Linked DNA regions of Homo sapiens: region 1 is linked to region 2. Evidence: read pairs that join two places in POLR2A ChIA-PET (ENCODE). Cell type or tissue: HepG2. All regions are shown on one strand. Links, peaks and the distances in the headings refer to the core of each region. The heading gives the core; the rest is flanking DNA.

Region 1 (14,472 bases), core at 4,545-12,544, 54 kb before region 2:
TGTGTGGAATGAATGAATGGATAAACAAATGAATGAATCTCCAGGTCTGCAAAGGGTAGGAGGTCCAGAGGTGGGGCCTGAGAACCACTTGGGGGTGGCTGTGCACCCTGCCTGGCCCTGCTTTGCTGCCTGGGTGGTATAGGCTCTCGGAGGGGGATCAGGGTCCTTCTCACTCTCCCCACATGAGATGATGGCTGCAGTGGAGTGCGGGAAGGCACGGGAAGAGAAGCCCTCCAGACCCGGGGGCAAGACTCAGAGTTCATTCAGCAAACAGTCATGTGCAGTATAACAGCATTTCGGTCACTGACGGACCACATATGTGAAGGGAGTCCCATGAGACTTTTTTTTTTTTTTTTTTTTTGACACTGAGTCTCTGCCGCCTAGGGGTTCAAGCGATTCTCCAGCCTCAGCCTCCCGAGTATCTGGGATTACAGGTGCCCACCACCACACTCAGTTAATTTGTTGTTTTTTGTTTTTGTTTTTGTTTCTTTTTTTTTCTTTTCTTTTTTTTTGTTTAGTTTGGTTTTTTGAGACAGAGTCTTGCTCTCTCACATTGTCACCCAGGCTGGAGTGCAGTGGCTCACTGCAAGCTCCGCCTCCCAGGTTGACGCCATTCTCCTGCCTCAGCCTCCTGAGTAGCTGGGACTACAGGCGCCCACTGCCACGCCCGGCTAATTTTTTTGTATTTTTAGTAGAGACCGGGTTTCACCGTGTTAGCCAGGATGGTCTCAATCTCCTGACCTCGTGATCCGCCCGCCTCGGCCTCCCAAAGTGCTGGGATTACAGGCATGAGCCACTGCGCCCGGCCTGTTTTTGTTTTTTTTTTCTGAGATGGAGTTTCACTCTGTCACTCAGGTTGGAGTGCAGTGGGGAGATCTCGGCTCACTGCAACCTCCACCTCCTGGGTTCAAGCAATTCTCTGCCTCAGCCTCCCGAGTAGCTGGGATTACAGGCTCCCGCCACCACATCCGCCTAATTCTTTTGTATTTGTAGTAGAGATGGGGTTTCATCAAGTTGGCCAGGCTGGTCTCAAACTCCTGACCTTAAGTGATCTGCCCGCCTCGGCCTCCCAAAGTGCTGGGAATACAAGTGTGAGCCACCGCACCCGGCTCCCATAAGATTTTATACCATATTTTTATTGTACCTTTTCTGTTTGTGGATGTTTAGAGACAAATATTTGTCATCATGTTACAGTTGCCCACAGTATTCTGTACAGTCACATGCTCTGCAGGTTTATAGCCTGGGAGCAGTAGACAGTACCATGAAGCCTGGTGTGCAGTACGTTCTACCATCTAGGCGTGTGTACGCTGGGATGTTTGTGCATGACAAAATCATCTAATGACGAATTTCTCCAAACATACACCCATCATGAAGCAACTACTGTGTGTGTGTGTGTGTATTTTTTTTTTTTTTTTTTAAGAAAGGGTCTTGGCCGGGCGTGGTGGCTCACGCCTGTAATCCCAGTACTTTGGGAGGCCGAGGTGGGCGGATCACGAGGTCAGGAGATCGAGACCATCCTGGCTAGCATGGAGAAAAACCCTGTCTCTACTAAAAAATACAAAAAAAATTCAGCGGGGTGTGGTGGCGGGCGCCTGTAGTTCCAGCTGCTCGGGAGGCTGAGGCGAGAGAATGGCGTGAACCTGGGAGGCGGAGCTTGCAGTGAGCCGAGATCGCGCCACTGCGCTCCAGCCTGGGCCACAGAGTGAGACTCCATCTCAAAAAAAAAAGAGAAAGAAAAAGAAAGACAGGGTCTTAGCCAGGCGCAGTGGCTGACACCTGTAATCTCAGCACTTTGGGAGGCTGAGATTGGCAGATCACTTGAGGCCAGGAGTTCGAGACCAGCCTGGCCAACATGGCAAAACCCGGTCTCTACTAAAAATGCAAAAATTAGGCGTGGTGGCAGGTGCCTGTAATCCCAGCTACTTGGGAGGCTGAGACATGAGAATCGCTTGAACCTGAGAGGCGGAGGTTGCAGTGAGCCGAGATTGCGTCACTGCACTCCAGCCTGAGTGATAGAGCAAGACTCCATCTCCAAAAAAAAATAAACAAAATAAATAAATAAATAAATGAAAATCAGCTAGGCATCGTGGTGTGAGCCTGTAATACCAGCTACTCAGGAGACTAAGGCAGGAGAAACACTTGAACCCAGGAGGTGGAGGTTGCAGTGAGCTGAGATCGAGCCACTGCACTCCAGCCTGAGTGACAAGAGCAAAACTCCATCTCAAAAAATAAGAAGAAGACAAGGTCTTGCCCTGTTGCCCAGATTGGAGTGCAGTGGTGAGATCATAGCTTACTGCAACCTCAAACTCCTGGGCTCAAACGATTCTTCTGCCTCAGCTTCCAAGAAGCTGGGACTACAGGCATGCACCAACACACCTGGCTAATTTCTAAATTTTTTGTAGAGATGGAGTCTCACTGTGTTGTCCAGGCTGGTCTTGAACTCCCGGCCTCAAGTGACCCTCCTGCTTCAGCCTCCCAAAGTGCTGGGATTACAGGCGGGAGTCACTGTGGCCAGCTGCAGATCTTGCTTAAACCATAGACAGGCACTTCTGGGCCAAACATTTCCCTTGTCCTGACAAAGACCCCTGGGACCAACACTGGCCCACTAGGGTACCCCCAAAAGAGCCAAAAAGGGGGCTGGAGCCAGGCATGGTGGTACACACCTGTAGTCCCAGCTACTTAGGAGGCTAAGGTAGGAGAATCGCTTGAGCCCAGGAGTTCGAGGCTGCAGTAAGCTATGATCCTGCCACCGCACTCCAGCCTGGGTGACAGAGCGAGACCCTGTCTCTAAAAAAAGAGAGGCCCAGAGCCCTGAATGCCTTGGGGGTGCCACATCCCTGTACCCACAGGGTCCCCAGCAGAGCACAGAGGGAGGAAGAGGGAGTAGACAGGGGTAGAGATCTTAGGAAAGAGGACGTGACTCTCTCCTGGCTGTGTTCTGGTAGGAGGCCCCAGCCTTAAAGCCTAAAGCCGGGTTAGTCATTACTTCAGGGCTCCAGAAGTCAGGGCGGGACTTGCCCCCCCTTATCCTATCTGGCTTGGCGTCCAAGGCTAGGACCCAGTGGAGCCATAGTTCCCTGGTCCCACATCATCTCAGGCATCCCCTGTGTCCACAAGGGCCACACAGCCAGCGAGCCATTTGGCCTATGGGGAAACTGAGGCATAGGGAAGCTCGGGCCTTCCTCCCTGTGTATCTCTTTTCTAGCCAGCCTCCCTCCACTTGCTGTGGTCCTCCTCAGAGCGTGGGCGCTCAGAGGGGCCTGGTTTGGCCCCCAGCCCCACCATTGGCGCACACAGGTCCTTCCTCTGAGCCAGCCAAGCCTCCCCTCGGGCTTCCTGGAAAGCTGGGTGGTCGGGCCGAGCTGCAAGGGGCTCCGGCAGGCCTGGCCCTGTCCCTGGCCCCAGCCCAGCCCACATCTCACCTTCCAGGGGTCCCCACTGGTCTGAACCCTCGCTGAACCAGAGTAGGAAAGGTGTGAGCCAGGACAAGAGCAGGGCTCTGGGGGGCCTCGTTGGGGGGCCTGGTGGGGGATTCAGCCCAAACTGAGGGGCAGCAGGCAGAGCGATGGCCTGGCCTGAAATCTAGAGCCACCACCCCTGCCACCCCAGCCTTTTCAAACCCATCCAAAGTCTTCTATTTTGTCCATTTTTTTTTTCTCAGCACTTTTTTTTTTTTGAGACGGAGTCTCGCTCTGTCGCCCAGGCTGGAGTGCAGTGGCGCCATCTCGGCTCACTGCAAGCTTTGCCTCCCGGGTTCACGCCATTCTCCTGCTTCAGCCTCCCGAGTAGGTGGGACTACAGGCGCCCGCACCAAGCCCGGCCAATTTTTTTGTATTTTTAGTAGAGACGGGGTTTCACTGTGTTAGCCAGGATGGTCTTGATCTCCTGACCTCATGATCCTCCGGCCTCGGCCTCCCAAAGTGCTGGGATTACAGGCATGAGCCACCGCGCCCGGCCTTTCTCAGTATGCTTTCTAAAATGCATTTTACAGTTTATCCTCCTTCTTTTAGAGGTAAGACAGACGCATGCCATAGAATTCAAAAGATTCTAGAGGGTGTTTAGAATAAATACCAGCCACTCCCCAAGCCCCACGCCATCCCCAGAGGCCATTAGTCGGTTTCTTGTTTCTCCTTCCAGCCATGTTCCACGCCAAAACAAGCATGTCTGTATATTTTCTTTTCCCCACGGAAACAACATCACACTCCCCGTACTTTCTTGCAGCTCAGCGTAGTTGACTCCTAACAATGCATCTCGGATCTTTTCTTCGAGTGCAGAACTTCCCCCTCTTTTGTAAGGACAGTGTAATATTCCATCTTGAGGCTGGACCATTGTTCTGGTGAAAGCACATGTCCTGGCCTCCAGTCTTCTGCTACTATACACCGGGCAGCAATGAAGAAATTTTTTTTTTTTTTTTTGAGACGGAGTCTCACTCTGTCACCCAGGCTGGAGTGCAGTGGCACAATCTTGGCTCACTGCAAGCTCCGCCTTCCCTGTTCACACCATCGTCCTGCCTCAGCCTCCCGAGTAGCTGGGACTACAGGTGCCTCCACCACGCCCAGCTAATTTTTTGTATTTTTAGTAGAGACGGGGTTTCACCGTGTTAGCCAGGATGGTCTCGATCTCCTGACCTTGTGATCCGCCTGCCTCGGCCTCCCAAAGTGCTGGGATTACAGGCATGAGCCACCGAGCCCAGCCAAGAAATTGTAATAAATGTCATTTTTGGCTGGATGTGGTGGCTCACGCCTGTAATCCCAGCACTTTGGGAGGCCAAGGTGGGCAGATCACCTGAGCTCAGGAGTTTGAGACCAACCTGGCCAATGTGGTGAAACCCCATCTCTACTAAAAATACAAAAAATTAGCCGGGCATGGTGGCGCATGCCTGTAATCCCAGCTACTTGGGAGGCTGAAACAGAAGAATCACTTGAACCTGGGAGGTGGAGGTTGCAGTGAGCTGAGATCAGGCCATTGCACTCCAGCCTGGGCGACAGAGCAAAACTCCATCTAAAAAAAAAAAAAAAGTTCATAGTTGACATGAGGGTTCACTCTTGGTGTTGTATGCATATGTTCTGTGGGTTTGGATGAATGTGTAATGACATATGTCTACCATTTAACAGTATCATGCAGAGTAGTTTCACTACCCTAAAAATCCACTGTGCTCTGCCTGTTCGTCCCTTCCTCCCCCAGCCCCTGACAGCCACTGACCTTTTCACCGTCTCCATAGTTTTCCTCTTTCGGGAATATTCTGTAGCTAGAATCATACAGTGTGTCACCTTTTCAAATGGGCTTCTTTCACTCAGTAATATGCATTGAAGGGCTGGGCGTGTTGGCTCACGCCTGTAATCCCAGCACCTTGGCAGGCGGAGGGAGGCCTGAAGTCAGGAGTTTGAGACCAGCCTGGCCAAGATGATAAAACCCCATCTCTACTAAATATACAAAAATTAGCCAGGTGTGGTGGCCAGCGCCTGTTATCTCAGCTACTCAGGAGGTTGAGGCAGGAGAATCGCTTGAACCCAGGGAGTGGGGGAGAGTTTGCAGTGAGCCAAGATTGTGCCACTGCACTCCAGCCTGGGCAACAAGAGCGAAACTCCGTCTCAAAAAAAAAATGCATTTAAGGTTCCTCTGTGTCTTTTCATGGCTTGACAGCTCATTTCTTTTTAGCACTGAATTTTATATTTTATATAGATATAGATATAGATATATAGATATAGATATAGATGGAGTCTTCCTCTTTCACCCAGGCTGGAGTGCAGTGGCGCGATCTCAGCTCACTGCAATGTCTGCTTGGGTTCAAGAGATTCTCCTGCCTCCTGAATAGCTGGGACTACAGGTTCGTGCCGCCACGCCCAGCTAATTTTTGTATTTTTAGTAGAGACAGGGTTTCCCCATGTTGACCAGGCTGGTCTCGAACTCCTGACCTTAGGTAATCTGCCCGCCCCTGCCTCCCAAAGTGCTAGGATTACAGCCGTGAGCCACCGTGCCCAGCCTGAATAAAATTTTGTCATCTGAGCACACCACAGTGTTCTTACCCATTCTCCTGCTGAAGGACATCTTGGCTGCTTCCCAATCTTGGCAACTGTGAATAATGCTGCTGTAAACATCTGTGTGCAGGTTTTTGTGTGGATGTTAGGTTTTCAGCTCCTTTGGGTAAATACCTAGGAGTACCATTTCTAGGTCTCATCCTAAGAGTATGTTTAGTTTTATAAGAAACTGCCAAACTGTTCCAAAGCGGCTGTACCATTCTGCATTCTCACCGGCAATGAATGACACTCCCTGTTGCTCCCTGTCCTCAGGGGTTCGGGGCATTTGGGGTTGCTGTTGGCAGGGCTTTGGATTTGGCCATTCTAATAGGGGTGTAGGGACATTTTTTTTCTTTTTTTTTTTTTCTTTTTTGAGACAGAGTTTCATTCTTGTCGCCCAGGCTGGAGTGCAATGGTGCGATCTCAGCTCACCGCAACCTCTGCCTCCTGGGTTCAAGCGATTCTCCTGCCTCAGACTCGTGAGTAGCTGGGATTACAGGCATGCGCCACCATGCCTGGCTAATTTTGTATTTTTTAGTAGAGATGGTGTTTCTCCATGTTGGTCAGGCTGGTCTCAAACTCCCGACCTCAGGTGATCTGCCCGTCTCAGCTTCCCAAAGTGCTGGGATTACAGGCGTGAGCCATCATACCTGGCCGTTTCTTTTTTTCTTTTTTTTTCTTTTTTTTTCTTTTTTGAGGCAGAATCTCACTCTGTTGACCAGGCCGGAGTGCAATGGCGTGATCTCGGCTCACTGCAACCTCCACCTCCTGAGTAGCTGGGACTACAGGTGTGTGCCATCACACCCAGTTAATTTTTGTATTTTTAGTAGAGATGGGGTTTTTCCAGTTTGGCCAGGATGGTCTCGATCTCTTGACCTCGTGATCTGCCCGCCTTGGCCTCCCAAAGTGCTGGGATTACAGATGTTAGTCACCGCACCCAGCCTTGTCTGTTTGTTTGTTTTTTAAGAGACAGGATCCCCCTTTGTCATCCAGGCTAGAGTGCCCAAGAGAGAGGAACAACATGTGTGATAGCTCAGAGGAGAGACAGAAAGGGGAGTGGCTAAGAGCATGGAAGAGTACGAGGTTCTAGATCCTTCTCTGGGTGTCAGTTTCCACTCCTTAGCCGTGAGCCACTCTCTTGAGCAAGTCTGGCAGATGGGAAGCTGGAAGGTCAAGGCTGGGGCATCCATCCTACCCCTGCCTGGATATGGGGAGGCAGGAGTGCCAGAGCAGCCCCCTCTGCGTCTGGGGGGCCCAGCAGGACCCCGTCCAGGTGGAGATTGGGAAGGGTGAAGGCATCCAGAGGTGCTTCCCTGGACTCCTGCCTCGACAGGAAAGGAAATGGCAGGGTGGGGGTGGCAGAAGTCTGTTTCCCGCCCCTGCCCCAAATTGGATGCTTCCTGCCCCAGGCCAGCTCCTTGGTGGGCCGGGACCCCTTTCCCACCCATTACTGCCTCTCTAATGGGGGCCTCACCCCCATTAGTGAGGCCGCCCACTGCAAGCCTGGGAGTCCCAGGTGTTCCCAGCCCACACTCCCCCTGCCGAGTGACCGTTAAAGATGAATAATGAGCCTGGCAGGAGGGACCTGGGAGGTGGTGATGAGGGGCTGGCCCAGCGGGTGAGGGCCAGGGAGGCCCCGAAGCCTCCTCCATCTGGCTGGTCCCGGAGGCACCTGGGAAGCCCATTAGGAAGGCGTCGCGTCCTGGAAGCCACCTGAGCGCCTGGTGTGGCTCTGATTTCACCTCCTTAATGCCTGCCTTTGCTCTTAGCACCTGCCCGCTACAGGGACTGCCCCCCACCCCCACCCAGCTGAAGTCATCAGAGTTAGCAAATAAAAATCCAAGACATCCAGTTAAGTTTGGATTTCAGATAGATCATGAATCACGGCTTGGCGTAAGTATATCCCATGCAATTCTTGGGATATACTTACAGCATCATTCATTCCTTTTTTTTTTTTTTTTTTTTGAGATGGAGTTTTGTTCTGTTGCCCATGCTGGAGTCCGGTGGCGCGATCCTGGCTCACTGCAACCTCCACCTCCCAGGTTCAAGCGATTCTCATGCCTCAGCCTCCCAAAGTGCTGGGATTATAGGCATGAGCAACTGCACTGGTCTGGAGTGGATCTTTTTTTTAATTTTTTTTTTTAATTTTTTTGAGACAGAGTCTCGCTCTGTCGCCCAGGCTGGAGTGCAGAGGCACAATCTCAGCTCACTGCAACCTCTGCCTCCCGGGTTCAAGTGATTCTTCTACCTCAGCCTCCTGAGTAGCTGGGATTACAGATGCACGTCACCACGCCCAGCTAATTTTTGTGGAGTGGATGTATTTTAATATCTCACCATCTGCACGAGGTTTCCACAGCCCACCAGCCCTGTCCCCGCCCCCTCCTTGACCCTTCCCTGGCTCAATGAGGGTGTTTTAGGTCCCCAGCAGGTCACTGGCACAGCAGGCATCTCTTGGAATTTGCACAAAAAGACCCAAAGTTACTGTAACTCTGGAAACCTCTGGAGAGGTCCCTAGGGGAGAGTGAATGAGGGGCCGCATGCCCGCCTCCGCCAAGGACTCATCGCTCAGGGTCTCTTTCATCTCCCCTGGCTTTCAGGGAGACCTCCAGGTGAGAACACACTCCCTGAATCCCAGGTTCGAGTCCTGACTCTGCTGCTTTTGAGTTTTGTGGCTATCAGCCTCCCTTTTTCTCGGTGCCTTGGTTTCCTCACCTGCAAAATGGGGATAAATCACAATGCCATTACTGATAGCAGCTGTCGGGGTTGTTGAGAGGACCACGTGCATTGATTTCTTCAAGGAGCTTTGTCCGGCATACAGCGCTCACTTAAGTGATGGCCGGGGCCCCAGCCTCCCTCCTGGCCCAGGGGGAGGGGCTGAGCGGGAAGTGGAGGTTAATTTTAGCCCTGATGACACCCGCTGGCCGCCTGCCTTGTCCAAACATCCCCAGCCAGGCGTGAGGTTCAAAGTGTCCCCCCACCCCCAGCCTCTGACATCCAAGGAGCCTGTTTATTCATTCTCGTCTGCGGCAGCATTCTTTGCCTGCCTGTGCCTGCCACCCGGCCTCCTCCATCTCCAGCCCTGCGAGGTCCTGCCCTGTGTCACTGGGGGTGAGGACTACCTCACCTGCAGATTCCCCTGAGGCAGGCTGTAATCTCTGGGGTGGTCGGTGGGGGGTGGGGAAGGGGCAGGGGGAGGGTCACTCCTGCCCCAGAGTCCAAAGATCTTCAGTCTTCGTTTATAATTCTCCAAGTGGGAGTTCAAGCTTCCATCACAGACAAGGACATTTATTCAGCACCTGTTTACTGAGTGCCTACTGGGTGCCAGGTCATACTGGGGACCCAAGCCCTGCCCCATGAGCCGCCCAATCTGGGGAAGACACTGACAAACCAAGAAATAAACAAGATCTTTTTTTTTTTTGAGACGGAATTTCACTCTTGTTGCCCAGGCTGGAGTGCAATGGCACAATCTCGGCTCACCACAACCTCCACCTCCCGGGTTCAAGTGATTCTCCTGCCTCAGTCTCCTGAGTAGCTGGGATTACAGGCGTGCACCACCACGCCCGGCTAATTTTGTATTTTTAGTAGAGAGAGGGTTTCTCCATGTTGCGGGGAGTGTATGGAGACGCCACCTTGGGAAGAGATGCGCCAGAATTTGCAGTCCTCTCCCTCCCTGTTGGAGTACCCTGGAGGATAGAAATTTTTCCCTACCCGGAGTCTCAGAATGTTCCAAAGACCTCAACTGGTCTCAAACTCCCAACTTCAGGAAGTCCCCCCACCTTGACCTCCCAAAGTGCTGGGATTATAGGCCTGAGCCACCGCGCCTCACCAATTTTTTTTTTTTTTTTTTTTTTGAGACGGAGTCTCTTGCCCAGGCTGTAGTGCAGTGGCGCGATCTCAGCTCACTGCAACCTCCGCCTCCCAGGTTCGTGCAATTCTTGAGCCTCAGCCTCCCAAGTAGCTGGGATTACAGGCGCTCACCATCCCGCCCAGCTAATTTTTCTATTTTGAGTAGAGACAGGGTTTCACTGTGTTGGCCAGACTGGTCTCGAACTCCTTACCTCGTGATCCACCCACCTCAGCCTCCCAAAGTGCTGGGATTACAGGCGTGAGCCCCTGTGCCTGGCCTATTTATTTTCGCTTATTTATTTATTTATTGAGTGAGTGAGTGAGACAGAGTTTTGCTCCGTCGCCCAGACTGGAGAGCAGTGGCGTGATCTCATCTTACTGCAACCTCCACCTCCAACCTCCACCTCCTGGGTTCAGGTGATTCTCCTGCCTCATCCTCATGAGTAGCTGGGATTACAGGCACCCACCACCATGCCCAGCTCATTTTTTGTAAGGCTCTGCCCTTGTTCTGAAGTCAAATCTCAACACTGTCTCCCTCTGGGAGGGGGAGTGACCAGAGGCTACAGCTGGGCTGAGGGACTGAGTGGCTGCAGGTGGATACCAAATATAAATTGAGGTCTTTGGAACATTCTCAGAGTCTGGGTAGGGGAAAATTTCTACTCTTCAGAGAACGCCAACAGGGACAGAGTGGACCGTAACTCCTGGTGCATCTTCCCAAGGTGAGTGGCATCTCCATACACTCCCTGCAGGGCTGGCCCAGGTGCCCAGGTCGCTGGCTCTACTGGCTGTAATTTTTGCCGATGGAGAGACAGGTGCTTAGAAACCTTGAAAACATCGCCTGAAAACAAACCAAGAAAATTATGCTTTTTGGCCCGGTGCGGTGGCTCACTGCTGTAATCCTAGCACTTTGGGAGGCCAAGACAGACTGATCACGAGGTCAGGAGATTGAGACCATCCTGGCTAACACGGTGAAACCCCATCTCTACTAAAAATACAAAAAATTAGCTAGGCGTCGTGGCGCGTGCCTGTAATTCCAGCTACTCGGGAGGCTGAGACAGGAGAATCACTTGAACCCAGGAGGCGGAGGTTGCAGTGGGCTGAGATTGTGCCACTGCACTCCAGCCTGGGCAGGCGACAGAGGGAGACTCCGTCTGGAAAAAAAAAAAAAAAGGAAAGAAAATTATACTTTTCACCTCCAGGTTCCAACAGACCACCTCCTAACCGTTTTCGTTCTCGGAAATACCTTCATTGGGCCGGGTGTGGTGGCTCACGCCTGTAATCTCAGCACTTTGGGATGCCGAGGCGGGCAGATCACTTGAGGTCCGGAGTTCGAGAACAGCCTGGCCAACATAGTGAAACACCATCTCTACTTAAAATACAAAATTTAGCTGGGCGTGGTGGCGGGCATCTGTAATCCCAGCTACTCGGGAGGCTGAGGCATGAGAATTGCTTGAACTCGGTAGTGGGAGGTTGCAGTGAGTCGAGATCGCACCACAGCACTCCAGCCTGGGCGATGGAGCAAGACTCAGTCTCAGAAAGAAAGAAAGAAAGAAAATACCTCCATTAGCTTTTCTGATTCTAAAATTGCCACTCGCACACTTCACAAAACCTTTCCAGAATGAGAGAAAGGCCTCTTTGTTCCCCGGCCCCATGTATTCCCTGGAATTTTCTCTCCCCGGGCAGGGAGGTAAATGCTATTGTTATTTTTTCACACACAAGGTTTTGCAATGGGCTTTATTTCCACTCCACAATAGATGGCCCCACAGCTTTTATTTCTAGAAATTGGAAAATGAAGCGTGTCCAGCCCCCGCCTCTTCACCCACCACAGGCTGAAATTTAAGCTGCATGAACCCAGCTGGGCCTGGGTACCAGGGGTGGGCAGACCTCAGCGTGTTGGTGCCAGGGGACCCGGGGGTGAGGCCAGGGTCAGGTTTCTAGGGGGTGCCAGGTTTCTGTCACCGTCACCTGGGGCTTCCCGCACTCCCTGTCTGTTTAGTGGCCCCAGCACCATGTAGATGAGCAGGGAGAGGCTGAGTTCTTACAAGTATTACAGGAGGGGAAACCGAGGCCCGCAGAGGGCCAGGGACCCAGGCCAAACATTCCAGCCTGTAGAGGGGGTACGCAGAGACCCTGTGGGGCGGTGGGAGGATCAGCGTGACCTTCCAGGTCACCTCAACCTCCTGAAGAAGGTGCCGGCAGTGGCTCCACTCTACAGAGGAGGTGGCTGACGCCCAGAGAAGTTGAGGAACTCATCCAAGGCCACACAGCTGCCAGAGGTGAAAGTCGGTTTTCTGAAGATCTCAGGGTCAAGAACTCCAAAGTCAGGCAAGTCCCCCATAGAGCCCTGCTCCACCACTTAGGGGCTGCAGGTGGCTTCTGACTGTAAGTGAGGATATCTGGAACATTCTAGTGTTGGGGGAAATTGCTGCTCTCTGGAGAATGCCATGGGGGACCTGGTGGTGCAGGGTGGTGGTGACTCCCAGGTGCTATCTAAGCCTCGGTTTCCCCATCTGTACAGTGGACATGCAGAGGTGCCTGTGATGGCTCCCCCAGGCCCAGGTAGAAGGGTGGAGGGGCATAGGGTGGGGAAGGTGTGGGGGGCCTGAAGAGTCTCTGCTAAGCCCCCTGGTGACTCCGGGCCTGAGCCAGCCTTGCTGGGCCCATCACTCACCTGCCACACACACCACCCACCTGGGCCCCTCTCCCCACCACCTGGCTGCAAGCCAGGGGTCCTGGGAGGGGGATGGGGCCCTCGGCAGGCCAGGCCAGGGCTTCCTAACAGGCTGGGGCAGGCCCAGTCCCCAGGGGGTAAGAGGTGTGGGGACAGGCTGCTCTGTCCCCTGATGCCCCTGGAGCCCCCGTGGTCTCCGCCTCTCCCTGAGCTGATGTCAGAGTGAACAGCTCCCTTTCCCAACTTCTCTTTCTCTCCCTCTGGAATTTCCTCTGAGGCTTAGAGGGACATGGAAACCCTCCTTGGGTTCCACAAGGGCAGAAGACCAGCCACCTGGCCAACATTGGGGGACCCTGGCCTGCCCCCTCTGGAACACCAGCACTGCCCTCAACCCCCCATTGTCTCCCCATGTGCCCCAGATCTCACATGTGGTTCATGGTGCACCCAGCCCAGCCTATGGGGCCTTCTCCCTCCTCCTGAGCGGCAGCTGCCCTTGGCTCCCAGCCCTTAGGCCCCAAGGGGAGAGAAATTTCCAGCAGGCTGACAGCTTTATCACCCACCCAGCCCAGGCTGAGGGAGGAGCTGGGGTGTCCAATGAAGACCAGGACCCCAACGAGGGGCACAGATGGCCTCACCGCACCCCCCAAGCAAGTCTCAGCTCATCTGAGCCAGAGGGAAGAGATCCTCGCGGCCTGAGCCTAGAATCAGGGGCACGGGTGGTTGGAGGAGCCAGTAGAAAGGATGATCTGGCTGGGAGGGCAAGAGAGCCCCTATCTGGGGAGGCTCCCTGGAGGAGCTGTTTTCACCGAGCCCTGAAGGATGACTGGGAATTAAGCAGGAGGCAGGGGGCAGAGAGTACAGCTGTCCAACTGAAGACAGCCTGGTGCGATTGAGACTCCCAGTGACTTGAGTAGTGAGCGCCCTCTCTCAGGACCTGTCTTCACATCCACAGGACAGCTGTGTGGGATGGAAGCGTTGCCGGTCCAGGCTTGGCTGGGGCTCCAGGACAAAGTCACACCAAGACTGAGAGCCCCATGAGTTATGTTTTTTTGGGTTTTTTTCTTTTTGTGATGGAGTCTCACTCTGTCACCCAGGCTGGAGTGCAGTGACCCAATCTTAGCTCACTGCAAACCTCTGCCTCCCGGGTTCAAGTGATTCTCCCGCCTCAGCTTCCAGAGTAGCTGGGATTACAGGTGTGCACCACCACACCCGGCTAATTTTTGTATTTTTAGCAGAGACGAGGTTTCACCATGTTGGCCAGGCTGGTCTCAAACTCCTGACCTCAGGTGATCTGCTCACCTCGGCCTCCCAAAGTGCTGGAATTATGAGTGTGAGCCACTATACCCAACTTCTATGAGTTATGTTTTAATCAGTCACAGACAATGCCCCCAGCGAGGACATGAACAGAGAACAGACTCAGGTCATCCCTTCTGGAAATGGCTTGCCTGGGAGACCGCAGTCCCTGGCCCAGCCCTGGCCAGTCGATCCTCCCCACTGGCCTGGGCCTGGCTGGGAACTGAGACGGTGAAAGTCTGGGGCAGCATGAAACGGCCTCCTGGAAATTATTTCTAGAACAGGGAAGTCGTGATACCTGAAGGTGAAATGTGGGCTCTGTCACCTCTGTACCCAGCTTGGGAGTGACAGAGTTTAAGGACATCCTCTGTCAAAGACATCCTTCCACATCCTTTCTCTTCTGCATTCCAGGAAACTTACCTGGCTCCTTGGACTTCTACACTGCCCTGCAGGAGTGGGCGGGGAAAGGGAGTGGCTTTGAGGCACACAGAAGGGCTTGGTGAGGCCACCAGAGTGGGGCCTGTGCCTAGTGTGTCAGAAGAGAGCATCTCAGGACGGGTGTGGGGGCTCCCGCCTGTAATCCCAGCACTTTGGGAGGCTGAGGTGGGCTGATCACTTGAGGTCAGGAGTTCGAGACCAGCCTGG
Region 2 (14,766 bases), core at 1-8,000:
CCTGAGAGGCTGGTGTGGGGCCTGGGCTGCCAGGAACCTCATTTTCCTGGGGCCTCACCTGAGTGGGGGCCTCATCTACCTAAGGACTCGTTTGCCTGAAGCTTCACCTGCCTGAGGACTCACCTGCCTGGGACGGTCACCTGTTGCAGCTTCACCTGCCTGGGGATTCACCTACCTGGGTCCTCACTTTCCTGGGGCCTCACCTGCTGGAGTCTTCGGTGGCCAGGTATGTCCCTTACCTGGGATTTCACATGCTGGCTTCCAGGAGCGTCCCCTGCGGAAGCCTGGCCTGCTGGGGATGTCTCCTGGGGACTTTGCCTACTGGGGACCTCGGCTGTTGGGGACTTTACCTGCTGGGACCTGCTCCCAGAGACCTTCCACACTGAATCTCACCTGCTAGGAGCCTCACCTGCTGGGGACCTCACCCTGGAGGGCACTGGGCCCTGGGAACTGGCACCCATGGGGCCCCACCCATGAGTGATGGTTCTGGCTGATTTGTTTGTGATGTTGTTAGCCGCCTGTGAGGGGTGCAGAGAGATAATCACCGCACCGTTTCCAGATGTAATACTGCAAAGAAAACCGATGATGAGGCCGGGTGCGGTGGCTCACACCTGTAATCCCAGCACTTTGGGAGGCCGAGGCAGGCGGATCACAAGGTCAGGAGATCGAGACCATCCTGGCCAATATGGTGAAACCCGTCTCTACTAAAAATACAAAAATTTGCCGGGCGTGGTGGTGCATGCCTGTAATCCCAGCTACTTGGGAAGCTGAGGCAGGAGAATCGCTTGAACCAGAGAGTCGGAGGTTGCAGTAAGCCGAGATCGCGCCACTGCACTCCAGCCTGGCGACAGAGCGAGACTCTGTCTCAAAAAAAAAAAAAAAAAAAAAAAAAATTAGCTGGGTGCGGTGGCCGGTGCCTGTAATCCCAGCTACCCAGGTGGCTGAGACACAAGAATCGCTTGAACCCAGGAGGCAGATGTTGTAGGGAGCCATGATCGCACCACTGCACTCCAACCTGGGCGACACAGTGAGACTGTCTCAAGAAAAAAAAAAAAAGGGGGGAGTGTCCCTTTCTGAGTGTGCAATTCTGTGTGGAAGGTGACTGTGTAGGATCATGGGTCCTGCCTGCTGAGCCCTTATGGGTGGTGATCTCTGTGTCTTGTGAGTGTGCTTGTGTGTGTGTGTGAGAGAGACCCTCATCCGGTGTGCCGATGCGCTGATGACAACCGCAGCCCCAGGGAACTGCAGGGGCTTCTCGGTTTATTTATGTTCCAATTCCCTGGTGGGCTGGGCCCGCGCCCTGTGGTTGGGACGCTGGATCTGGGTGGGAGACAGGAAGGCCGAGGTCCGGGAGGCCCCGGAGGGTGGGCAACACTCACACACACATGCACACTGTGGCAGGGGAGCTTCGGGGGGGCGGCAGACCCCTGATGGTCAGCTTTCTCGCTGTGTGTCCTGGGCTGAACAACACTCCTCTCTGAGGCCAGGCCATCTAGGATGGGGAAACTGAGGCTCGGAGTAAGCGTCACTTGGGCTTCCGCAGCGTCTGGGAACTCCGGCCTCTCTGCGGAGGCCGGGCTGAGTCGGCCCAAAGGGTGGAGGAATCCACCACCTTAAACCTCAGAGTCAGAAGACTGCGGGGGTAGGCGGGGACCCCAGCCAGCGGCAGCCCTGAAACTGCTTCCCAAGCAGATCACCCGCCTGGCCGCCAAGCCCTGCTCTCAGGGCTCCCTGGAAGTCCTGCTGATTAGCCGCCTTGAGTGTCTCCAGCTGTAGCTGTGGGTCCCCGGGAGCCAGGGGCTAGGGATGTTCCTTCATGGCTGGGTGATTCTCCCTGGGGGCGGTTTCCGATCTGCGCCCTCCAGCTTTGCGGGGGGTGGGGGGATGCGGGCTGAGCCTGGGAAGGGACACTGTGGTTAGAGGGTGGTCCTAAGGGCAGACGTGTGGGAAGGAGGGGAGGGGGCCCAGCTAAGGAGAAGGGTTGTAGCCTTGGGAACCCCCAGTCTGAGGGGCAGGAGGGGAGGAGTCTCGCCTCGCCGGTGCCTGCTCTGGGCTCGCAGTGCCCGCCCCTTCCCCGCCCCTCAGACCGACCGTGGGACCCGCCGACCCCTCCCGCGCTCTGGCAACCCAACACCCGAGGCCTGCCAAGCATCAAGGTGACACCGTGGGGAAATCTAAACACCGAGCCGGGCTTTTTCCATACTCCGCAGGGGCTCGTCGTAAATCCCCCCCGTGGAGGCCCGGCCAGGGCTTTTATGGGCCGAGGACCCAGGTCTCTGGGGACCCAGCTCTACACCAGCAGGCGCCGGCTTCGGGCTGGATGGGGCTGGCGCCCGCCCCAGGCCTCTCCCCGCCGGGAGGTGGGCAGCGTGCGGGTATTTTTAGTAGCTGGTGGAAGGAGATAGTGGCTTTCAGCTCACCCTGGTGGGCGAAGACCGGCCCGAGGAGGCCGTCGGATAAGGGAGGCCCAGGTCCACCTGGACCTCACTCTCCTCACCCCCAGAGTGGCTCCCCCTTCCTAGAAACCCACATAGCGGGATCAGTGCGGACAGGGAGACGCTGGGGAACTGATTCCACCTGGATCTCAGGCTCCTCACCCACAGTGTCTCCCCCTTTCCCCCTCTCCAGAAGTCCACACAGCAGAGAGGTGCAGTCAGGAACAAGCTGGGGAAACTGGGTCCACCTAGACCTCAGTCTCTTCATCCCAGAAGCGAGAGGTGCAGTCAGCGACAATCTGGGGAAACTGGGCCCACCTAGACTTCAGTGTCTTCATCCCAGAAGCCCGCACCGCGGAGAGGTGCGGAAGGGAACAAGCTGGGGAAACGGGGTCCACCTAGACCTCGGTCTCTTCATCCGAGCGTAGCTTCCCTTTCCCCTCCCCAGAAGCCCACACAGCGAAGAGGTGCGGACCGGAACACGCTCGGGACGGGCAGAGGGACCCGTAGGGAGGCAGGAAGGACGGTCCCTGCCAACATAGCCCCATTCACCCCATTTTCCTTTTTGTCCGCCATAAACTGGACCCACTTTGCATCTACCCTTCCCCCAAAGCAAACAGCATCCTCCCACTACCCTGCAGCTGGGCCCCCCCCACTGGTCCCCGCTTTCCCGGTGGAGACGGCGACGTGGCCCACACGCGAGCCCCTCGCCGAGGATGAATCACCAGCCAGCTCGAGTTGCCACACTTTATCTCAGTACAGTTATCGCGAGAGTCCCGGGGCCGCGCCGGCGTGCTCTACGCACGCGCAGTCTTTCGCGGGGCCGGCCAGTGGTGCCGTCGAGGCGGGGGGAGTGGCCGCCGCGCCGGCCGAGTGAGGTAGGGTCACACGCAGGCGCACTCGCGCGCCGACAGCTCGTGCACCGTGTGGTAGCGGCTGTGCGCGTCCAGGAAGGACACCTCGTCCTCGTAGGCCGTCGGGCGGCAGCAGGGCTGCGCGCGCACCCGCTCCCGCCGCAGGCGCCGCCGCTGGCGCAGTCGTCGCAGCCCGAGGTCGTAGACGCGCGCGGCAGCCTCGCAGGCGCCTGCGCAGTAGCGGAACAGCACCGTCTCGTCGGACGCGTAGCCCAGGCCCAGCTCGCTCACGCGCACCTCCAGCTCGCGCAGCCCGCAAGGCCGCGCCCCCAACCGCGCACGCGCGCGCCGCCGCCGGGGCCCCGCCCGACGGCGCGGACCTGGGGGCCGCCCAGCCCAGGGCGTCAGCTCGCGCAGCTCCATCGCATCCGGGGCCCCCTGCAGGAGTGCACGGTCTGCGAGGGGAGGAAGAGAAAGGAGGGGGGGTCAGTGGGTGCAGGGGGTGGGAGGGAGCCCCCTACCCTCTCTGTACCCCTGCAAACGAAGACCCTTGCTGGGACGCCAGGCCTAGACGGCTTCTCGTCTCACTCCCAGGTCCCAAATTTCCCCACCCTCTTGCTGAGCTGCTCATGCACCCTCTCTGGGCGGCACTGGGGGGCACGTACACACTCACACCCCTACGCTGGTCCAAAACCCCTTTCTGAACCCTGAGCCTATATTGGCTGCCCAGAACCTGGTCCATCCTTTCTGGGCCGCTTTCCAGCCCGTCTCACCTTGAGCTGAGCTGACCGGGGTCTCTAACTCACCTCCTCTGGGCCCCTCTCTCACCCCATTGCTGCTCCATTCTCCTCGTCCTCCATCGCAAATCTATCTGGACCCCGCCCCTATGCTGGGCTGCCCCAGGACACTGGTGCATCCTCTCTGGGCAGCACTGGGGGGCTGCTTCCCATGCCCTATCCCTCTTTAGTGAGGTTGTCATAGGTCTCTAGAGCCCCCTCTTCAGGCCCCGACGTCTGCTCTGAGGCCCCGGGCTTTTCAGACTCCCTCCATCCCCACTGCCCCGCTGTGCAGTGGAGCCTCAGTTTCCCTATCCAAGAAATGAATCGGGGTGTTTGGGTTTCTCAGAATGCAGAGGAGCAGCAGGTACCGCAGCCTACTGCATCCGAAGCCTGTGTGGGGACCCCACTCCATGGAGTGGCAGCAGCTACTGTCAAGGCCACCCCCATGTGACAGGTGACAAAACGGACCATCCCAAGGTCACATCATTAGCAGGTGGCCGAGAGAGAGCGACAGAGGCGGGCTTAAAGGTCATTCTTCCTGCCTTCATCGTTCACCCAAGTTTGGCCCAGGTCCAGCCGCTTTCTCCCACACTCGCCAGGAGGTGCCCAAGTCACCGATTCCCAGGGCCTGGCAGCCTAAATTTATTACCCAAGCGGTGGCTCCACCCCCAAACTCGGAAGCCCCGGGAGAGAACTGCAGACGCTGGAATGACAGGCAGCGCTGCTGGCGGACCTGCAGGCAGGGGACTCCCAGCCCCAGAGCAGGTGGCAGTCACGCTTGTGGTTGGGAGAGGAAATCTTTAGTCCCCACCTGCCCCCCGGGCTGGTGCACCTGGCTGTCAAAAGAATGAGCCTCTGGGTGGCCCTGGGGAAGGAGGGGCTGTCTGTCTCCTGGGGTTTGGTGGGGGAGGAGATGTCTGTTCCCACAGGGGGTCTCAGAAACGAGACAAACCCAGCCTCAGAGCATGACTCTGCCACTTTCGCCACTTGCAACCTCAGGCCTCAGTTTCCCTGTCTGTCCCATGAAGCTTCCATGATCTCTGTCTTGGCCGGGGCTGAGAGGGTGGGAAATCGGTGCGGGGGGTGGGCGATGACTGAGCAACCTAGTCCGTGTTCTTTAAGCCCCGGAGCAGGACTGGAGTGGCCAGGACTGTGCTGGGGGGTTAGGGGGCACACCCAACCCCAGAGGGGTGCATCGAAGCAGACATTTGTGGGCTTGCCCGATACAATACAGGTGCCCGGCTAAATCTGAATTCCATATAAACAATGAATAATCTTTTTTTTTTTTTTGAGACGGAGTCTCGCTCTGTCGCCCAGGCTGGAGTGCAGTGGCGCGATCTCGGCTCACTGCAAGCTCCGCCTCCCGGGTTCACGCCATTCTCCCGCCTCAGCCTCCCGAGTAGCTGGGACTACAGGCGCCCGCCACCACGCCCGGCTAATTTTTTTGTAATTTTAGTAGAGACAGGGTTTCACAGTGTTAGCCAGAATGGTCTCCATCTCCTGACCTCGTGATCCGCCCACCTCGGCCTCCCAAAGTGCTGGGATCACAGGCGTGAGCCACCGCACCTGGCAACAATGAATCATCTTTTAGGATGTCTGTCCCTGCCTCCCTGCAGCGGGGCTGGCTGCTTGCACAGGGGCTAGAACACAAGGTCCCCAGCCTGAAATTCCACCAGGAGCCTAGAACATGGGGACTTGGGGAGTCAGTGGCCACTCGCTTTTTGCAGTAGGGCAGACAGGCACCCGCCCATGGGCCCTGACCCTCCGCAGTGCCTGAAATTCCTCCATTCGTGCTTTGCCCCCCGCACCCCAAGTCCTGGAGCACTGGATTTTGGGGGTCCCGCCCGGGTCTCTGTCCCAGAGTCCTAGGAAGGACTTCACGCCGCTTGCAGAGAGGGAAGTGGTGGGAGGACAGAAGTGGAGCTCGTGCTGGAGGCCACCCTTGTGCATTGTAAGGACAAGAAAAGAGGATTGTGTGGGCTGGCAGGGGCGGGCGCAGACGCGCACATGGGCGTACTCGTGGCCCACACCCAAAGGCGCTGCACACGCACCCTGCCGGCATCCACGCCTCAGATGCCCGCGCAGGCGCACGCATGGACATGTGCGTGGGCACAGGGGTCAGGGCCCACGCACCACCCTCACCCCACAGCACCTGCGGTGGGGCAGGCATTAGGGATTGGTGGGGAGTTGGGCGAGGGTCTTGCCCTCAGGGTGGGCATTTCTGTGTCCCTATAGCAGCACTTTTGCCCGTGTCTGTGCCCCCAGCCCCGTCTCTCCTCTCTCCACCCCTCCTCACCCCTTCGAATCTCTGGGCCTTTCTTCCGGTTTTTAGCTCCTGCTCCATCTCCCGCCTCCCCTTGGTCCCTGTCCCCTGGGGCAGGTCACTGGGACCTCAGATCCAGCCTCTCTCTCCTCCCACCGCCCCCCCTGCTGCGCCGCGGGGGCCAACCAGGCGAATGCCCAGGTCTAATCTCCATCTGGCCCCCACGGGACCTCAGGGCAGAGCCTAATTCCTTGTGACAGCTGAGCCGAAAGACCCCAGTTCCCAGAAGTCACCCTAGCTCCACCAGGCCATTGGGGGAATTTGCAACCTCCCTCCACCCCATCTTTTTTTAGAAAATGTATTTATTATTATAATGTTTTGAGACAGAATCTTGCTCTGTTGCTCAGGCTGGAGTATAGTGGTGCAATCATAGCTCAATGCAGCCTTGAACTCTTGGGCTCAAGTGATCCTCCCACCTCAGCCTCCCAAGTAGCTGGAACTACAGGCGTGCGCCACTACACCTGGCTAATTTCTGAAGTTTTTTGTAGAGATGGCGGTCTCGCTACATTGCCCTGGCTGGTCATGAACTCCTGGGCTCAAGAGATCCTCCTGTCTCAGCCTCCCAAAGTGCTGGGATTATAGGCAGGCGCCACCATGCCTTGCCCTGAATAATCTTTTAGGATGTCTGTCCCTGCCTCCCTGCAAGGGGGCTGGCTGGCCCTATCTTTAAAAAACCTATGACACCCCCCCACCACCTCCCACTCCACTGCCTGAAATTCTACCCCTTACGTTGGGGGTATCTGACCCCACACAGAGGAGGAGCTTACACTGGGCCAGGCGGGCAATCCGGGCGTCCAGGGTTCGAGGCAGGCGGTGCAGGGGGACCAGCGCAGGTCCGAGGCGGTGGCTGAGAAGCAGGCCCTCTCGACACATCCAGATGGACAGCACGGAGCTGCAGAGCACTGAGGCCAAGGCCGCCGCCTTCCAGCGCTGCATCCTCAGCCTGCGGGCACGGGATGGTCAGCCGCACGCCCCGTCTGTCCCTCCAGCAGCCAACGGGCACAGGGCGCTGGGCCAGGACTCAGTGTGGGGCCTTTGACTTTGAACGCCTGCCGAATGGTCGATAATCACATGGGAATGGTCCCTCAAGGAACCATTGAACAAGGAAGGGGTTGGCCTCCGTGCCAGGAGTCACAGGGAACCGCCCCCATCTGGGGGTCCCGGAGTGCCTTCCTGAGGAGCCGATGACAAGGTCCAGACTTGAATAAACGTAGGAGTTGGCCAGGCAGAGGAGAATGGCATCACAGGCAGGGGACACAGCCAGTGCAAAGGCCCCGAGGCCAGACTGAGTGTGGCGTATCCCAGGAACAGCAAGGAGGCCGGAGCGGCTGCAGCTGAGGAGCCAGGGGGAAGAGTGAAAGGAGGAGAGGTCATTCCCGGCAGGTGGCAGTGTGGGACAAAGGCGCGGGGAGGGTGGTGTTTAGGACAGTCTGGAGGCAGGAATCTGGGGCTGACACTGTTCCCTACATGCTGGTGTCCTCCATTGACTCTGCCCCTCTCTGAGCCTGTTTCCCATCCAGATGGATAAGCAGGCCCAGAAGTGGGCAGCAATGGACCAGAGCTGCCCTGGACATGGAGTCCCAGCTCTGGGCTTTTGCACAGATAGGTCCTTGCATGGAGAACACTTCTTCCCTCCCTCCCCACTCCCACTCCCCTTTCTTTCTCTTTTTCTTTTTTTCTTTTGGAGATGGAGTCTCACTCTTGTCCCTCAGGCTGGAGTGCAGTGGCGCAATCTCAGCTCACTGCAACCTCTGCCTCCCGGGTTCAAGCGATTCTCCTGCCTCAGCCCCCCGAGTAGCTGGGATTACAGGCACCTGCCAGCATGACTGGCTAATTTTTGTATTTTTAATAGAGACAGGGTTTCTCCCTGTTAGCTATGCTGGTCTCAAGCTCCTGAACTCAAGTGATCCGCCCACCTTGGCCTCCCAAAGTGCTGGGATTACAGGCATGAGCCACCGCACCCAGCCTCCTCTCTCTCTTTCTCTTTCTTTCTTTCCTTTTTCTTTCTTTCTTCTCTCTTTCTTTTTCTCTTCCTTTCTTTCCTTTCTTTCTTTCTCTCTCTCTCTTTCTTTTTTTTTGAGACAGGGTCTTGCTCTGTCACCCAGGCTGGAGTGCAGTGGTGTGATCACAGCTCACTGCAGCCTCCACCTCCTAGGCTCAAGCGATCCTCCCACCTCAGCCTCCCAAGTAGCTAGGACTGACTACAGGCATGAGCCACCGTGCCTGGCTAATTTTTAATTTTTTTTGTTTTTGTTTTTGTTTAATAGAGAGGGGAATCTCACAACGTTGCCCAGGCTGGTCTCAAACTCCTGGGCTCAAGCTATCCTTCCACTTTGGCCTCCCAAAGAGCTGGGATTACAGGCGTGAGTCACTGTACCTAGCTCTCACTCCCCTTGCAATCTCAGCTTGGAGGGTGCCTCCTCCAGGGAGCCTTCCATGGCTGCCTACCCTATTCACTTCAACCTCTGGCTGGTGCAGGGGCGCTAGTGGGCCCCCAGGAATGCCCTGAGCTTTACCCATTCGGGCACCAGTTACTTGGTGCTGTGAGTGCCTGGTGGCATCCTCCTCACTGCATACAGTCGGTGTTTAATAACTCACGTGTACACGCCCACCACACTCGACGCCGTCTGGGCTCCTCCCGAGCGTCCCGCGGCCCCCAGCCCGAGTTTACATTCCCCCTCCCGGCTGCCTAGTGTGGGGCGGCGTGGAGCCTGGCGGCCGGCCAGGTGTAAACATTTACACCGAGCACTGAAAGCCGGGCTGGATGCGGGTCAGCACCTCCGGGCCTGGGCTCGGCTCATGGGGTTCCCAGGCGCCCCCCAAATGCGTGCACCTTGTACCTCCAGCCTTGCACGCTGCCCTGCACCACCCAGAGATTTATTTGCATGGGATTTGCATTTCATTTGCATGGACCGCGCCTCGTGTCCTGATGTGCAGAAACTCAAACCACCCCTTCCCCACCCCACTCACCCCCATGGACGGCGACGACAGGAGCTACACATATCAGACCTTAAGTAACAGGACACATTTATTAAGCACCAGCTGTGTAACAGGCCTGGTGCTGAGCCCACAAGAGAGGCACTACTATCTCCATTTTACAGCTAGGGAAACCGAGGCACAAAATGGGTAGGGGCTTGTCCAAGGGTTAGAAAAGGACATGGGATTTGAACCCAGGTTCTTTGACACAGCACACACCATATGGGCTGGGCTGGGCTTGGGAGCAGATGCTGTAGTCACCCTGAGAACTCAGCACTATTGGTGGTACTTGAGACTGTTTGGTATTGGTGGTGGTTATTCTTAGTAAGGAATGAGTTCCCCAACGTGAGGGCATCTAAACAAATCCTAGACCAGCCTGGGGATCTGATGAGAGTGAATTTGCAGGGGAAGTCGATTCTCCCCCAGGGCCAGCCCAGCTGGTTCAGTGGCTCAGAGTAGGCGCTCATAGACATTTGCTGAATGATGAATGAATGAATGAATGAACACAAAGAAGCTAGGCTGACGGGTGCAGTGGCTCATGCCTGTAGTAATCCCAGCACTTTGGGAGGCTGAGGAGGGCAGATCACCTGAGGTCAGGTGTTCAAGACCAGTCTGGCCAATATGGTGAAACCCCGTCTCTACTACAAATACAAAAATTAGCCGGGCGTGGTGGCACACCTGTAATCCCAGCTACTCGGGAGGCTGAGGCAGGAGAATCGCTTGAACCCGGGAGGCGGAGGTTGCAGTGAGCTGAGATTGCACCACTGCACTCCAGCCTGGGTGACAGAATGAAACTCTGTCGCAAAAAAAAAAAAAAAAAAAAAAAAAAAAGCTAGGCACTGGGTGGCCCAGATCCTGAATTGGAGGGTCCAGAATTTCATGTCTGAGTGAACGGATGGATGGATGGATTTATTGGGAGGATGAAAAAGAAACCACAGTTGAAGTCTCTGGGCTTAGTATACAATCAGTGCATAATAAAGATGACTGTCCTGAATGGGGCTAGATTCACTGGGGGTGGGCAGGGGGCCCTCCCTGAGGAGGTGATGCATGCACTAAGACCCAAGTGTGAGAAGTCAGCCATAGGAGAATCTGGGGGCAGGTGTTCCAGGCAGAGGCATGGCCTGTGCAAAGGCCCTGGGGCAGACCACACGTGGCGTGTTGGAGGAACAGTGAGGAGGCCCGTGTGTCTGAGCAGAGTGAGGAGGGGAAGAGAGAGGAGAGGAGGTTTGGAAGGGGATGAAGCAGCTCGTGCAGGGCCTCGTGTGGGCCATGGGAAGGACATTTCATTCTTGAGGTTTTGCAGAAGCGGATGGCAGCAGCAGCATTTTGTCAGATGTCAAACCCATCCCCTTTATTCCTTTTTTTTTTTTTTTTTTTTTTTTTTTTTCTTGAGACAGAGTTTCACTCTGTTGCCCAGGCTGGAGTGTGGAGCACAGTGGTGCGATCTCGGCTCACTGTAACCTCCACCTCCTGGGTTCAAGCGATTCTCCTGCCTCAGCCTCCCAAGTAGCTGGGATTAAACGAATGTGCCACCATGTCTAAGTAATTTTTTTTTTTTTTTGAGACGGAGTCTCACTCTGTCGCCCAGGCTGAGTGTAGTGGCGCGATCTCGGCTCACTGCAACCTCCGCCTCCTGGGTTCAAGCGATTCTCCTGCCTCAGCCTCCAGAGTAGCTGGGACTACAGGCGCCCGCCACCACACCCAGCTAATTTTTTGTATTTTTAGTAGAGACAGGGTTTCACCGTGTTAGCCAGGATGGTCTTGATCTCCTCACCTTGTGATATACCCACCTCAGCCTCCAAAAGTGCTGGGATTACAGGCGTGAGCCACCGTGCCCGGCAATTTTTTTTTTTTTTTTTTGAGACGGAGTCTTGCTCTGTCGCCCAGGCTGGAGTGCAGTGGCACAATCTTGGCTCACTGCAACCTCCGCCTCCCAGGTTCACGCCATTCTCCTGCCTCAGCCTCCTGAGTAGCTGGGACTACAGGCGTCTGCCACCACGCCCAGCTAAATTTTTGTATTTTTAGTAGAGACAGGGTTTCACCATGTTAGCCAGGATGGTCTCGATCTCCTGACCTTGTGATCCACCCGCCTCAGCCTCCCAAAGTGCTGGGATTACAGGCGAGAGCCACCGTGCCTGGCCATCATCCCCTTTATTCTTAATGATCACCTACTTTATGTCCAACCCCATTTTACAAACTTAACACAGATATAGTCATTCCAACCTTACAAGCGTCCTAAGAAGCAGGTAATACCCCCACTTTTTTTTTTCTTTCTTGAGACAGGATCTCACTCTGTTGCCCAGGCTGGAGTACAGTGGTGCAATCACAGCGCCCACTGCAGCCTCAACCTACCCAGCTCAGGTGATCCTCCCACCTCAGCCTCCCAAGTAACTGGGACCACAGGCATGCACCACCACACCCAGCCAATTTTTATTTATTTTTTAAAATTTTTATTTATTTTTGAGATGGAATTTTGCTCTTGTTGCCCAGGCTGGAGTGCAATGACATGATCTCGGCTCACTGCAACCTCCACCTCCCAAGTTCAAGCAATTCTCCTGCTTCAGCCTCCCAAGTAGCTGGGACTACAGGCATGTGCCACCACGCCTGGCTAATTTTTTGTATTTTTAGTAGAGATGGGGTTTCACCATGTTGGTCAGGTTAGTCTTGAACTCCTGACCTCAGGTGATCCACCCGCTTTGGCCTCCCCAAGTGCTGGGATTACAGGCGTGAGCCACCACACCTGACCAATTTTTATATTTTTTGTAGAGACGATGTCTCATCATGTTGCCCAGGCTGGTCTTGAACTCCTGGGCTCAAGCGAGCCTCCTGCCTTGGCTTCCCAAAGTGCTGGGATTACAGGCATGAGCCACTGCGCCTGGCTGCAAGTAATACCCTTATCCCCACTGCATGAATGGGAAACAGGTCCAGAGGTGGGAAGTGACTTGTCCAAGGTCATAGAGCCAGCATTTGAATGCTGGTGGTAGGAGGGGGAGACAGGCAGGAAACCTACCCGGGCCCCGGACCTCTCTGGACCCCCTCCACCCTGCTTGCCCACACATTCAAGTCTTGGAGTGGTGTGACTCAGTTTCCCCATTGGATTGGAACAAGTCTTGGGCTGTGGTGGTCTGTTTCTACCAAGGGCCTAGCCCCAGCATGGCCTGGTCACAGGACCCCCTGGAGGCCTTGGAGCTTCAGACTCTCCCCACCTAGAGCTCTGGTGGAGGGCAGGAAATCGGGGGGCCATTGGCGGAGGGGGCCCAGCAGGCAGGGCTGATTAGCAGCCATGAACAATGGGCCTCTCTGTTCTCGGGGGCCACCTAACTGGTTTGTCTCTGGCACGGACGCGACCAGGTGGGGGTGATGTGGGTGTGGCGGAGGGCACGGGGAGGGGGCTGGGTGTGCACAATGCGTGTTCCTGTGTCCCGGAGGCCCTAACCTAGGGAGGCATCTGTACCTGTCCAACTGCATAGAGACACACATTTGTAGGTACAGGAGTGCCCACTGTCATTTGCAATCTAGCTCAGGTTATCATCTGTGCCCTGAGACCCCTCATCCTGGCCACACACACAGGGGTACACAGGTGAACACGCTGCCAGCACCCACAGCTGCCAGAGCCCAGGAGTTCAAGACCAGCCTGGGCAACATAGCGAGATGCCCCATCTCACACAGCACACTGTCAGGCTTACACTTGTGTGCCCACTCACACTCATTCACACCCAGCCATCTCATATCCTCACACTCAGGTTCTTTCATACTCGTATACACACACTCACACACTCACACACTGCCCACACACGATCACACTCACATGCTCAAGCATTCTCACTCGAGCACACTTGCGTGCTCAAACGCTCCCACATTTGGCTGGGTGCAGTGGCTCACACCTGTAATCCCAGCACTTTGGGAGGCTGAGGCGGTTGGATCACCTGAGGTCAGGAGTTCGAGACCAACCTGGCCAACATGGTGAAACCCTGTCTCTACTAAAAATACAAAAATTAGCCGGGTGTGGTGGTGGGCGCCTGTAATCTCAGCTACTCGGGAAGCTGAGGCAGGAGACTCACTTGAACCTGGGAGGTGGAGGTTGCAGTGAGCTGAGATCTCCCCACTGCACTCCAGCCTGAGCGACAGAGCGAGACTCCATCTCAAAAAAGAAAAAAAATTAGCCGGGTGTGGCAGTGTGCGCCTGTAATCCCAGCTACTCGGGAGGCTGAGGCAGGAGAATCGCTTGAACCCGGGAGGCAGAGGTTGCAGTGAGCTGAGATCACACCACTGCACTCCAGCCTTGGTGACAGAGCAAGACTCCGTCTGGAAACGAAACAAAACAAAACACTCCCACATTCACTGTTTTCACATTTCCACACTCAAACAGGGTTACACACACATCCTGGGTTGTCCTCACACTCACACACACTTGGACTTTTTCACACGCATTGAAACACAATCACACATTTGACCATGATGACACTCACACGCCTGCCTGCCTGCCTGCCTGCCTTCTTCTTTTTCTTTCTCTCTCTCTCCCTCCCTTCCTTCCTCTCTTTCCCTCCCTCCCTCCCTCCCTTCCTTCCTTCCTATTTCCTTTCTCTTTCTTTTTCTTCCTCTCTCTCTCCCTCCCTCCCTTCCTTCCTTTCTCTCTCTCTTTCCCTTCCTTCCTTCCTCTCTTTCTCTCTTTCCCTTCCTTCCTTCCTTTCTCTCTTTCTCTCTCTCCCTCTCTCTTTCCCTCCCTCCCTCACTCCTTTCCTCCCTCCTTCCTTCCCTCTCTCTCTCTTTCTTTGATAGAATCTTGCTCTGTTGCCCAGGCTGGAGTGCAGTGGCGCAACCTCGGCTCACTGCAACCTCTGAGTCCTGGGCTCAAGTGATCCTCCTGCCTCAGCCTCCCAAGTAGCTGGGACCACAGGTGTGTGCCACCATGCCTCGCTATATTTTTGTTTTTGTTTTTGTTTTTGTTTTTTGGTAGAAACTGGGTTTCACTGTGTTGCTCAGGCGGTCTCAAACTCTTGGCCTCAAGCAATCCTCCCGCCTCAGCCTCCCAAAGCACTGGGATTCCAGGTGTGATCCACTGCACCCAGCCAGTATTTTCATACTTACACCCAAACATGATCCCATGCATACTCAGATGTTTCCAGGCTCACATATTCTAACACAATCACATCCACACACCAGAACACCACCGCATGAATCCACTAGTGTGTTCTCACACTCACATTTGAATACGTCGTGCTCACATGCTAGGGCGTTTTCACAGTCACACTCAAACATGACCACACTCACACACTTGGACGCTTCCACCTTCATTCAAAACACTCACTGGCTGGGCAAGGTGGCTCATGCCTTTGATCCCAGCACTTTGGGAGGCCAAGGCAGGAGGATTGCTTGAGGCCAGGAGTTTGAGACCAACC

What was found. ChIA-PET counts read pairs that join two places held together with the same protein. Peaks named below come from ENCODE experiments on the same cell type or tissue, not always from the same donor. Only the 100,000 strongest peaks of a DNase experiment are listed, where the experiment ranks them.
Region 1: POLR2A ChIA-PET joins it to region 2 with 37 read pairs; 16 of 35 experiments call an interaction of 5 or more read pairs at or near these places.

What each region holds. Positions count from the first base shown.
Region 1 is chr19:5,875,254-5,889,725 of GRCh38, reverse strand. No RefSeq gene overlaps it. Among named protein-coding and RNA genes, the nearest start is that of FUT5, 12 kb to the right of the region's middle. In HepG2, for the core only: no CTCF peak of the experiment used is centred there; DNase peaks (open chromatin) are centred at 8,995 and 11,535.
Region 2 is chr19:5,816,727-5,831,492 of GRCh38, reverse strand. NRTN (neurturin) reads right to left here. Exons shown (of 3, transcript NM_004558.5): 2 at 7,159-7,725; 3 at 3,169-3,744. The coding sequence starts at 7,327. The coding sequence ends at 3,320. FUT6 (fucosyltransferase 6) reads left to right here. Exons shown (of 3, transcript NM_000150.4): 3 at 1-1,085. The coding sequence ends at 5. Among named protein-coding and RNA genes, the nearest start is that of FUT6, 16 kb to the left of the region's middle. RefSeq lists silencers at 2,383-2,432, 3,133-3,462, 3,633-3,702, 4,501-4,795 and an enhancer at 3,070-3,758. In HepG2, for the core only: CTCF peaks have their summits at 4,674 and 7,778 (motif pointing right); DNase peaks (open chromatin) are centred at 3,282, 4,632 and 7,795; H3K4me3 peaks cover 1,445 bases.